3 separate regions of the Homo sapiens genome follow, and all the other regions are linked to region 3. The links are chromatin contacts, found by Hi-C or POLR2A ChIA-PET in ENCODE. All regions are on one chromosome and are shown on one strand. Each heading gives the region's core, a stretch centred on a gene start or an enhancer-like site at or near the end of the contact. The rest is flanking DNA. Distances are from core to core; before and after follow the strand shown. Region 1 overlaps ZSWIM6 (zinc finger SWIM-type containing 6). Region 2 overlaps ZSWIM6 (zinc finger SWIM-type containing 6). Region 3 overlaps ZSWIM6 (zinc finger SWIM-type containing 6).

What was found. Hi-C counts contacts between places; a loop is a spot of excess contacts on that map. ChIA-PET counts read pairs that join two places held with the same protein, here RNA polymerase II (POLR2A). Pooled maps may share reads with other maps.
Region 1: a loop to region 3 is called in a map of PC-9, with 5 times the contacts of the local background. The contact joins two enhancer-like sites. A Hi-C loop is called at or near these places in 10 of 168 maps with a recorded cell type or tissue (IMR-90, PC-9, aorta and 6 more) and 11 of 50 pooled maps. POLR2A ChIA-PET finds 5 or more read pairs at or near these places in 13 of 52 experiments (AG04449, AG04450, CD4-positive, alpha-beta T cell and 10 more).
Region 2: a loop to region 3 is called in a map of PC-3, with 5 times the contacts of the local background. The contact joins two enhancer-like sites. A Hi-C loop is called at or near these places in 13 of 168 maps with a recorded cell type or tissue (IMR-90, PC-3, PC-9 and 9 more) and 8 of 50 pooled maps. POLR2A ChIA-PET finds 5 or more read pairs at or near these places in 8 of 52 experiments (AG04450, CD8-positive, alpha-beta T cell, Caco-2 and 5 more).

Annotation. Positions count from the first base shown.
Region 1 is chr5:61,448,779-61,451,886 of GRCh38, reverse strand. The region is part of intron 1 of ZSWIM6 (zinc finger SWIM-type containing 6); the gene reads right to left. Among named protein-coding and RNA genes, the nearest start is that of ZSWIM6, 120 kb to the right of the region's middle. Within about 2 kb of position 1,551, at least 8 of the 41 ENCODE cell types and tissues checked have a DNase peak (open chromatin) inside an H3K27ac peak, as active enhancers do; they include PC-9 and endothelial cell of umbilical vein, where a contact is called at or near this core.
Region 2 is chr5:61,466,512-61,469,629 of GRCh38, reverse strand. The region is part of intron 1 of ZSWIM6 (zinc finger SWIM-type containing 6); the gene reads right to left. Among named protein-coding and RNA genes, the nearest start is that of ZSWIM6, 140 kb to the right of the region's middle. Within about 2 kb of position 1,654, at least 2 of the 41 ENCODE cell types and tissues checked have a DNase peak (open chromatin) inside an H3K27ac peak, as active enhancers do.
Region 3 is chr5:61,407,240-61,410,137 of GRCh38, reverse strand. The region is part of intron 1 of ZSWIM6 (zinc finger SWIM-type containing 6); the gene reads right to left. Among named protein-coding and RNA genes, the nearest start is that of ZSWIM6, 76 kb to the right of the region's middle. RefSeq lists a silencer at 1,112-1,502 and an enhancer at 928-2,127. Within about 2 kb of position 1,362, at least 21 of the 41 ENCODE cell types and tissues checked have a DNase peak (open chromatin) inside an H3K27ac peak, as active enhancers do; they include PC-9 and endothelial cell of umbilical vein, where a contact is called at or near this core.

The sequences.
Region 1 (3,108 bases), core at 302-2,801, 42 kb before region 3:
TCACCTTTTAACTTATAGCACATCCTGACAAATAAACAATTTATTAGGTGCTAAAATTTTTTCCATCTCTATAAATTCCAAACTTAGAAGGTTACATTCATCTTTCTTGAATGAATCTAGAAAATAGCAATTTCTAAAAACCAATGCAGAAAGTATTACACCCATTCAGAATCTATAGGGTAAAACAAGCTTCACTAATTAATGAAGTCTAATGAGAAATCTGCCTTCTCCATTTAAAAGAAAGAACCTTTCCTCTATCTTTATTGCCATTCTGGGGTAAAGTATTTTCCCTTCACAAAAACAAGAAGTTTGTCTATGCTGGGAAAGATAAAAAAGAGAAACCCATTTGAGCTGCCTCAAATAATCATGAATACTCTTGCCTCCCTTACAGGACCAATGTTAACTTAGTACTCCAAGTAAAAATGTCTTCTGATTTTGAAGTATCTTATGCATCTGTCTTCAAAAGCCCCAAGTTATTCATAAAAAGCCCTCAAAATTTAGAAATGTTTAAATAACATTTTTAACTTTTAAATAATATACTTAAATAGGATCATAATTTAAAGCATAATTTGGATTAAAAAAATAAAAAGTAGTTATTCTGTCAGTTGAATTACTCTGACATTGGTATCCTGACTTCCTGAAGCTAACTAAAACATTCCTGCCATGATGCCAGCTTCCTAGCCAGGCTTTCTGAAAGAACTAAGGGAGCTCAAGTTCCCCCAGCTGAACAGGAGCCAAAATATGAACCACTGCCTCTTCTGTGCAGTTGTAAGCAGGATAAATTGCTCATAAATCAAAGCTGTCTTTATTGATCACAATGACAACAACCACACTAGCCAGATGGTCAGTCTTCAGGGTTCAGGACATACTTTTAAGGTAAAAGGAGCTTCAAACTACAGACCTTGGAAACAGACTTCTTGGAACCACATTATCCTTAAATAAATAAACAAACCTCAATTTAATAAAGAAAAATTACAGATAGCTCTAAGAAATACACTTGACTACTCAAGTATTCCCAAAATGACCATGGCAAATGTTCCTGGGGTTCCTCTTCCCTATACTCACTTATTTATTTCTCCATTGAGCACGGGCTTATCCCTGCCACAAGCTTTACCTTCATAAATCATTGTTTATTATTTCATGAGGGTAAGAGTGGTATTTGTCTTGTATACTACTCACAAATTTGGAGTCCTGTATTTAGTAACAATAATACTAATCTTGATTATGTAGATCAAGCATTCATAGTACAGTGAAGTATAATCATAAATTCACCACCAGGAAATGATTTAAAAAAAATCCCCACCAGTGGCTACCCTATCAGAAGGCTTTATTAACCCACTCTAGGAAAAATGTGGCAATGTGGCAATTCAATGAAGTGTATACTTTTTTGTGGCCCTTACTTGGCCTAGCAATTATTTATTTTTAAATAAATCACATAAATGAGAAATCATTTAAAGCAAGAGTCTCTGGAATGCATTCCCATCTGGTCCCAGCCCTTCCCTTTCCCAGCAGAATGGAAAGACTGATGAGTCACTAACAAACCACCCACAGCCATCTATTTTTCACTGCCTTCAGCAGTACCCATTTCATGTGTGGGGCAAAGAAGAATTTGAACAAATCACCATTCTTCTTCCTACCTTTCCTACTACTGCCAGATTGTTGGAGGGGAAAAATGAGTGGGAAAGATTATCCAAGAAGGGCAGAAAGAAAGGCAGGATGGAAAAAGCGGGCTGAGGATGTTGAAAGGCTCAAGAGGCTCCTGGACTGTTATTATATTGAATTTCTAAGAAGAGGTTGAGAGGTGGTGACAGGGATATATCAATTTGGAACACGTAATTTTCCTAAAAAGGAAACTATTCTTTCATTCCACTGAAATACTGTATTCAGCAGGGTCAGTCCAAAACTGTTCAATGCCCCAACCCATCTCTGTGTCTTTCTGGTTAAGCTGGCAGTGAGGTGACTGATTATTCATACATTCAGTCATCCTTCCTTATTAGCTTACTGCCTGGTCACACCTGGAGATCAACTGGGAACAGGTGTTTCACTCAGAGTGCCTTCCCATTTGCTTCTCCTTGTTCCTGTCCTAAAGTACCCACCCTTACAAGGAGAGGGGAAAAGAGCATAAAGTGATGGAATGGGTGCCCCATCAAGCTTTGTACAGTCAGTCTTACAGTATACTGTCAACCCCAGTTTTGCCGGGCATGTGACTTCTGGAACTATGACAACAAAATCTCAGTAGAACCAAACTACCAAATACCTTTTGAGGTGCAGACTGATATAATTTTACCAGAGAATTGTGAAGTGGTACATATGGCCTTATTCAAACCTAGGCTGTTAACAATTAAATAAAAAAGTATTTCTGGGTACAATAGCGTGCATCTGCAATCTCAGCTACTCAGGACGCTGAGGCAGGAAGACTGCTTGAGCCAAGGAGTTCAAGGACAGCCTGGGCAACATGGTAAGACCCCATCCCTAAACAATAAATTTAAAAATATTAAAACTCTGGAAATAAATTTAAAAAACAAATTGCTAAAAAAGTTTTATAAGCCTAATAAAGAATGCTTCATTACATACCTTTCAGTAATATTAAACATGAAAGTCAATGTGTGACCTCTTTAAGCAAAAAATTGGGCCTAGAACTCAAACAAAAATAAATGGTTTTCCCAGCTTCAGAGAAATAGTATGAGAAACCAATGTAATTATAAAATAGTGGGCATCCTACTGGTGTAGGTACTTTCTAAATTACTGCTCTATTCTATCATTAGGATGAACCCAGGACTATACAAAACACTTACCAGGAGTCAACATTCTTAGGTGTAAATGCCCAACAGGAATTGTATAGGATGGCCAAAGGGCTTTAAAGTGGGAACGGAGATGCTTTGGTTACAAGGACTACCAGGGCAACAGTGCTACAATTTTGTGAGGTTTGCCAGCAGGTTCTCCTTGCAGGCAGCATTACAACTAAAAATGTCAAAATATCCTACATATACCTATTACTCTCTATTCCTACTGCAACTGTGATTTTTTTCAGACTACTTCAGTATTTCTAGTCAAGGCTAGTCTTAACTTCCACTCCCATCTATGGCCTTATCCTTTCTCTTCATTCCT
Region 2 (3,118 bases), core at 405-2,904, 59 kb before region 3:
TATACAGTACAAGTCAGAAAAGAAGTATATTGAATCTTGACATTATACAATTATGCAGAAGGGATCCCACATATTATACAGTTTTGTTACTTAAAATTTACTATTCTTGTAAAGTTTTTTAAAAAGCAAACTATAAAATATTGTGACCTCCAAAACAATTTAAATTCCAAGAGAAATGTGAAGGCACAAATAAACATATACATGTCTTACAGCATAACACTCATTATTCTGAGATCATCAAAGATTACGGTGTTTTATGAATGTTCATTTTCCAAGTAATTCTAGATTATCTTTCAAATGCCCAAAAAATTTCAACCATTTTTGACAGAAATATTTCTAAATGTCACAAATTCTACTCTGCCCGCCTAATCAGGAGACCATTTAGGGTGTTACTGAATGAGGAAGAACTCTAACAGATAACTGCAGATGGCAGTATTTTTAAAGTTGGCTCTTTTTGTTACCTTTCTTCACCATCAGCTACCAGGATGACTCCTCTCCTATACTGCTAACTTTCTTTATAGAAACTTCTTTTCCTCAGTTAATGCCATCTCTAATTTGACTAGCTTTGTGGCAGCTATTTAATGCTCTGAGGCCTATTCGTTTTGTTTTGTTTGGCGGGCGGGGGCTGGGGGTTCCCCTTACCTTTAGGTGAGCATGCTAAAGTAGAGAAGTTTTACCTTAAATACAGAAAATTATACATATACACATAAAGGGCAGCTGGTATATTACTTTATAAGACTATGCAATACATTGACTCAGTCAATATGCAGGAATTCAACCAAGCCTACTTCAGCCTTGTATAGTGGTGTATTTTGGCCTCTCCAATTTGAGAAATCTTCTTTGAAATTCTACCAACTCATTCTCTGTGGATCCTAAATCATACCTGAGAACCCACAGGACAAACAAGGACACTGTTCCTCCCTCAATAATCCCAAGAAGGCTGTAAAACATCCCCCTGCTGGTCATACCTCTTAGGTTTTGTTTCAAGACAAAATAATGTTCCTGAGAATTGATTTTGCCTTTCCGGAGTTTTGACAAACTATGATGACCAGCTGTTTTAGGGCTGCAAATGCAGAATCTTCCTCTAGGATAGTTAGCTGTTCTATATAACAGAATTGAGCATACAAAAAGGGACAATCCTGCGCTCTGTGGAAAAACACAGATAATTAACTGTAGAACTAAAACATAAATTATATAAACCTTTTCTTAAAATATTTATTTGACTTTATAAAACATAATCTGTGAAAGACAGTTAATTCCACAAGAGCTTCACAGAGCAGTCAAACTGTTTTATCATCATGCTGTCACAGAACCCAATAAAATGTTAGAATCCCCATTTTTAATCTGCAGGAACTGAAGAAAAACAAACCACAAACCAAGGCACGGTGTTGTATAGTCCTTGGGAATAGACTTTGGTTTGGATCAGGTTCTGCCACTTAAATGCTACATATCTTATATTAAATATTTAACCTCTCTGAATCTTGCTTTATTTGTGTGCAAAATGTGGCTAGAAATACCTCCTAGGGTTGTTTGGGGAATTAAAATGAAATAACATATGTAAAGCACCTGGCACATAGTAAAAGTGCTCATTAAATTTTATTTCCCTTTCCTTCCCTTCCCAGCTGGAGAAACAGGGGAGGGGTGTGGACACATTCCCTTTCACCCATAACACTTTCTTTTTCTAAGCTACTGGAATCTTGAGGGGAGGAGGGGTCTAGCCCGTGGAGGTGGCTTGGAAAATGAGAGGGATCACTGAGAATGTCTCAGTTAAGTGAGTCAGACAATAGTAGAAGAATCACTGCTATTTGATGGCAAAACCAAAGTATTTCAAAGAGTTACTTATACCTTTACTCAACCCAGCTCTCTTTCCCCATTTTCCTATTAAGTTCTGTCAACTCACAAATAGTTGATTTTGTAAAAGAGTGTTACTTTCATACAGAGAGAAACTAGAAAGTATTAGGGGAGAATCTTTTCTAGTAACTATAGGATTCTAAAATGTTATAATGCAATGATTCTCAATGTATGGTCCTGGGACCCCTAAGAGGTCCCTAAGTCTCTTTGAGAGGGTCCACAAGATCAATATTTTAAAAAATACTTACATCTAGACATTATTAACCCTTTAAAATCTTCTTCATTAATGTATGTTTAGTTTTCCAGTATCACATTAGTACGCAATGTGTAATGTAATGATATCACATTCCAGTATCATTACAAACTGAATACAGAGACAGACAGCAAAGTCCAGCTCTCTTTTGATACAGACATTAAATAGGCTTGCAAAAATATAAAACAATGTCACCCTGTTCACTAAAATATTTTGTTTTGAGAACTGCAGATTTTTTAATAAAGATATATTATGTTGTGAGTTTATTACTGTTATTTGATATAGATATTTTTTTCTTTTTAATTTCAAACATAGTAAATATCACTAGATATAATTCTCATAAGCAAAAGCGCTATGGGCACTTCCATTATTAAGAGTGATACCAGAAAGTTGAAGAACTGCTCTTATAATGCACTGCCAACAGGCGGAAGAAAGAACTCTTCTCTACGCCATATTGATGTGGCATTATTTGCACTTAGCTCTTATAGTAGGTCAAAAAGACTCAGTAGAGAAACACTGAAGGGGCAAAGTCCTCACACATGAACACATATTCAAATCATCTATGTTAATTTCACATTAACAAAGATTAAGGTTTCTAGAAAGCAAATGTTTAATTCTTCATTGACGTTCCAAATTAAGCTTAAGAAATTAAGCTTTTCTTAACATATTTTTCATATCTTAGGTTAAATTTTAGTTGCATATTAAAGGGAACAAGGAGACACATGATATCAGACTGAAAAAAAAGGGATTTTAAAATACACAATTTCTAAAAGTTGGCCATTTTGTGCATATTATGTATATGCACTCAGTTAACTGAAAGACTGTTATAAACTGAAAGACTGTTATAAACTCAAAGCATTAGGAAATTTCTAAGCTAAAATAAACTGGCAGACATGAAATAAACATGCACACTAAAAACTACTGCTTTCATGGCACATTATTTCCAAAAAAATATGCGCCCTGTGTACAAGGCACCCAAGTAACATATTCTTTGTTGAAAAAGAATTTAACAGA
Region 3 (2,898 bases), core at 113-2,612:
TGCTGACTTCACCTTAGTTGGGCTGCTATACATAGGTGAAATCACAGTGATTGTGCCTAAGGAAACCATGAAGATCATACGGAAGCTTCTCAACATGAAGGACAAATAAGTCCAAGGCTTCCTCTCATGAAAGGCTAAAACTCCCTTTATCAAAAGTCACAACAGTGCCACTTTTACAAATCTGGGGTCCCTGAAAGAGTTACTCAAATCAATTAAATTAACTATCAGATAACTTCAGTAGCTACTCAAAATAGTCTTCCTTTACTGGCCTGATCAAGTAACAATGTTTTCCATGGAGCTTAATGGCTCCTTTTAGATCCTTGTCTATGAACTGGTATTGCACTCCATGCTTACCCACCCGCAGCTCTCACCATCCCACATATCCCTCTCCACAAAAAGCTAATAAATTTGCATTCCTGACTCTGACTCATACAACTAAGAAACCGAAGACTAACAAAACTCTTAGGTATGACTAAGCAAAATGATCTAATTAATAAATAGTCAAGAAATACAAATGTTTTTAAAAGTAAAATTAACCATCAAGAAAACAGGGTATGGTGGAGAAGGGGGAACTATAGCTCTAAACACCATCCTTGTAAGTTGCTACCAAGAACCCACATTTTTCTTTAAAGGCTGAAAATCAGCAGTAATAACCCAAAACTATCTTGCGCAAAGGTGGTCTTAATAGAGATATAATTAATCTTGCCAATTTTCCACATAATTTCTCTCCTTTTTTGATCTTTTGCTTTACAAAATCATGCTTGAAAACTTTTACAATTTCTTTCTGGTAGCAATTCTGAAATGAAAATGGACTGCAGGTAAGTAAATTTGAGAACCTCCTTAAACAGCAAAAATCACCTCCCTAGCCCCTCCACTGGTAAAAATCACCAAAGTTTTTACTGTGGCCCCCTCGTTCTCAGAAACAAAAACAAAAACAAAATGGCCTTTGAAGTTGGACAATTTGGTATGTGTTACATTTAATTTTGTGCTTATACTTAATACCTAAAGTGAAGCAATACAGAGGCCTGGATTTCAAAAACGGGAAAAAAAAAAAAAAAAAAAAAAACCTTTCCCCTCATTACAAAGAAAATCTATAATCATAATTTAGAAGTCATCAAGGAAACGCAAATCTTGTGCCACCCCGCCTCTGCGCGGTCGGGTCAGTCACACACACGCCGCCCCGCCCCCGCGCCATCAGTCACACGCAGGCCTCGCCCCATCCTGACTCCCAACCCCGCCCCTCGCGCTGTCAGTCTCTGACTCTGGCCTGCGGCTGAACCGGCGGCGCTGACGTCAGCTGGCGACCGCGGCCGCATTCCTAAACAGTTCAGACAAACCCACTGGTGGGAAGCTTCGAAAGCCCTCAGCTGTAGTGAGGAAAGCAAAGGTTTGGCTGGCAGCCAGACTCCTGAGCTCAGCATTTTGTAATGCACTTCCTTTTTATTTAACAGCTTGCATAATGCCCTTAACCCTTCCTTTACCTGCATCACACCTTTAACCCCTTCTTTTCCTGGTCGAACTTCGAAGCAAACTTCAGAACTTGGTCTCCCATAGGGTTTTAATATATTCCTCACCAATTTACAACTGACTGATTTTTAATACTGCTGAAGAGGCAATTTAATTAAATGCACTTGCTCCCCCTAAACTGCTGTTTCCCCCTTAAAGCAATGTTAATTTTCAAGCAAAGAAATTAAAACATTTTATTAAAACAACGTATTTTAAAGCTTTTTTAGACCCCCTCCTTCATAATTTATCTTCTTGAAATTATTGTCAAGAGACAATAGCTTCAAATGGTCCAAAACAAAAGGGTACACAGTGACAAAATCTCCCTCCAACTTCGTCCCTCAGTTGCCCTGTTCTCATCCCATGATAAATTGTTACTTCTCTTGTATTCACCCAGAAGTATTTTAGTGATACATAAGGAAATACACATATATTCTATTTTCTCCTTTTTAAAATGGTAAACTCTATACATAATGTTCTCTACTTTGCTTCCTTATTCTTTTTTAGAATTGCATGGAATTCCACAATTTAGCAGTCCCCTATATATGAGCATTTAGGTAATTTCCCATCTTTTTGCTATTACAAATAATGCTGGTGTGAAAATCTTGTATGACTGTCTTTCAAGAATAAATTCCTAGATGGGAAATTGCTACATCAAAACAAACACATGCATTTGTAATTCTGAGAGGTAACAGCAAACTGTCCTCCACTGAGACTGTACCTTTACCCTCCCACCAGCAGTGCAGGAGGATGCCTATTTCCCTCATGCAAATCAGGCTGTCCCAGAATTCAGATAAGAGGCTCTCTCTCAAGCTTATTTTATTTTTAGAAAACAGATCTGTGAAAAATTGTATCTTAGTGTAGTCTTAATTTACATTTTTCATATTATGAACGAAGTTGGGCATCTTTTTATATATTTTAGAAGCCATTTGTATTTCTCTGTGAACTGTTAAATCATCACCTTTGCCCATTTTTCTATTTGTTCATCATTTTCTTACTGCTTTGTAGGAGCTTATGTTTTTCGAAAAGCAGTGTTTTGTGTATGACACTTTGAAAGATCTTTTTTATATATTTTAAGAAAATTAGCTCTTTGTGACATGATTTGTGAAAATTTTTTCCAGTTTGGTAAATTTATCTGTTTCATGGTTTCTGCCATAGAGAAATTTAGGGATTTTTATGTAGCTGAATTGTTACCAATCTATTCTTTCATGGTTCTTGGTTACTATTATCACAGACTGTCATTCCCCATGCAGTTTGTAGAATAATTTTCCAGTGATTTCTTCAAATATTTTTATGTTTTCAGTTTTACCTTTCAATATTTAGAGTCTGTACTTTTTTTCCTAGATATATATCCACTAGTCCCAACACAAATTGAATAACCTATCTTTTCTCACT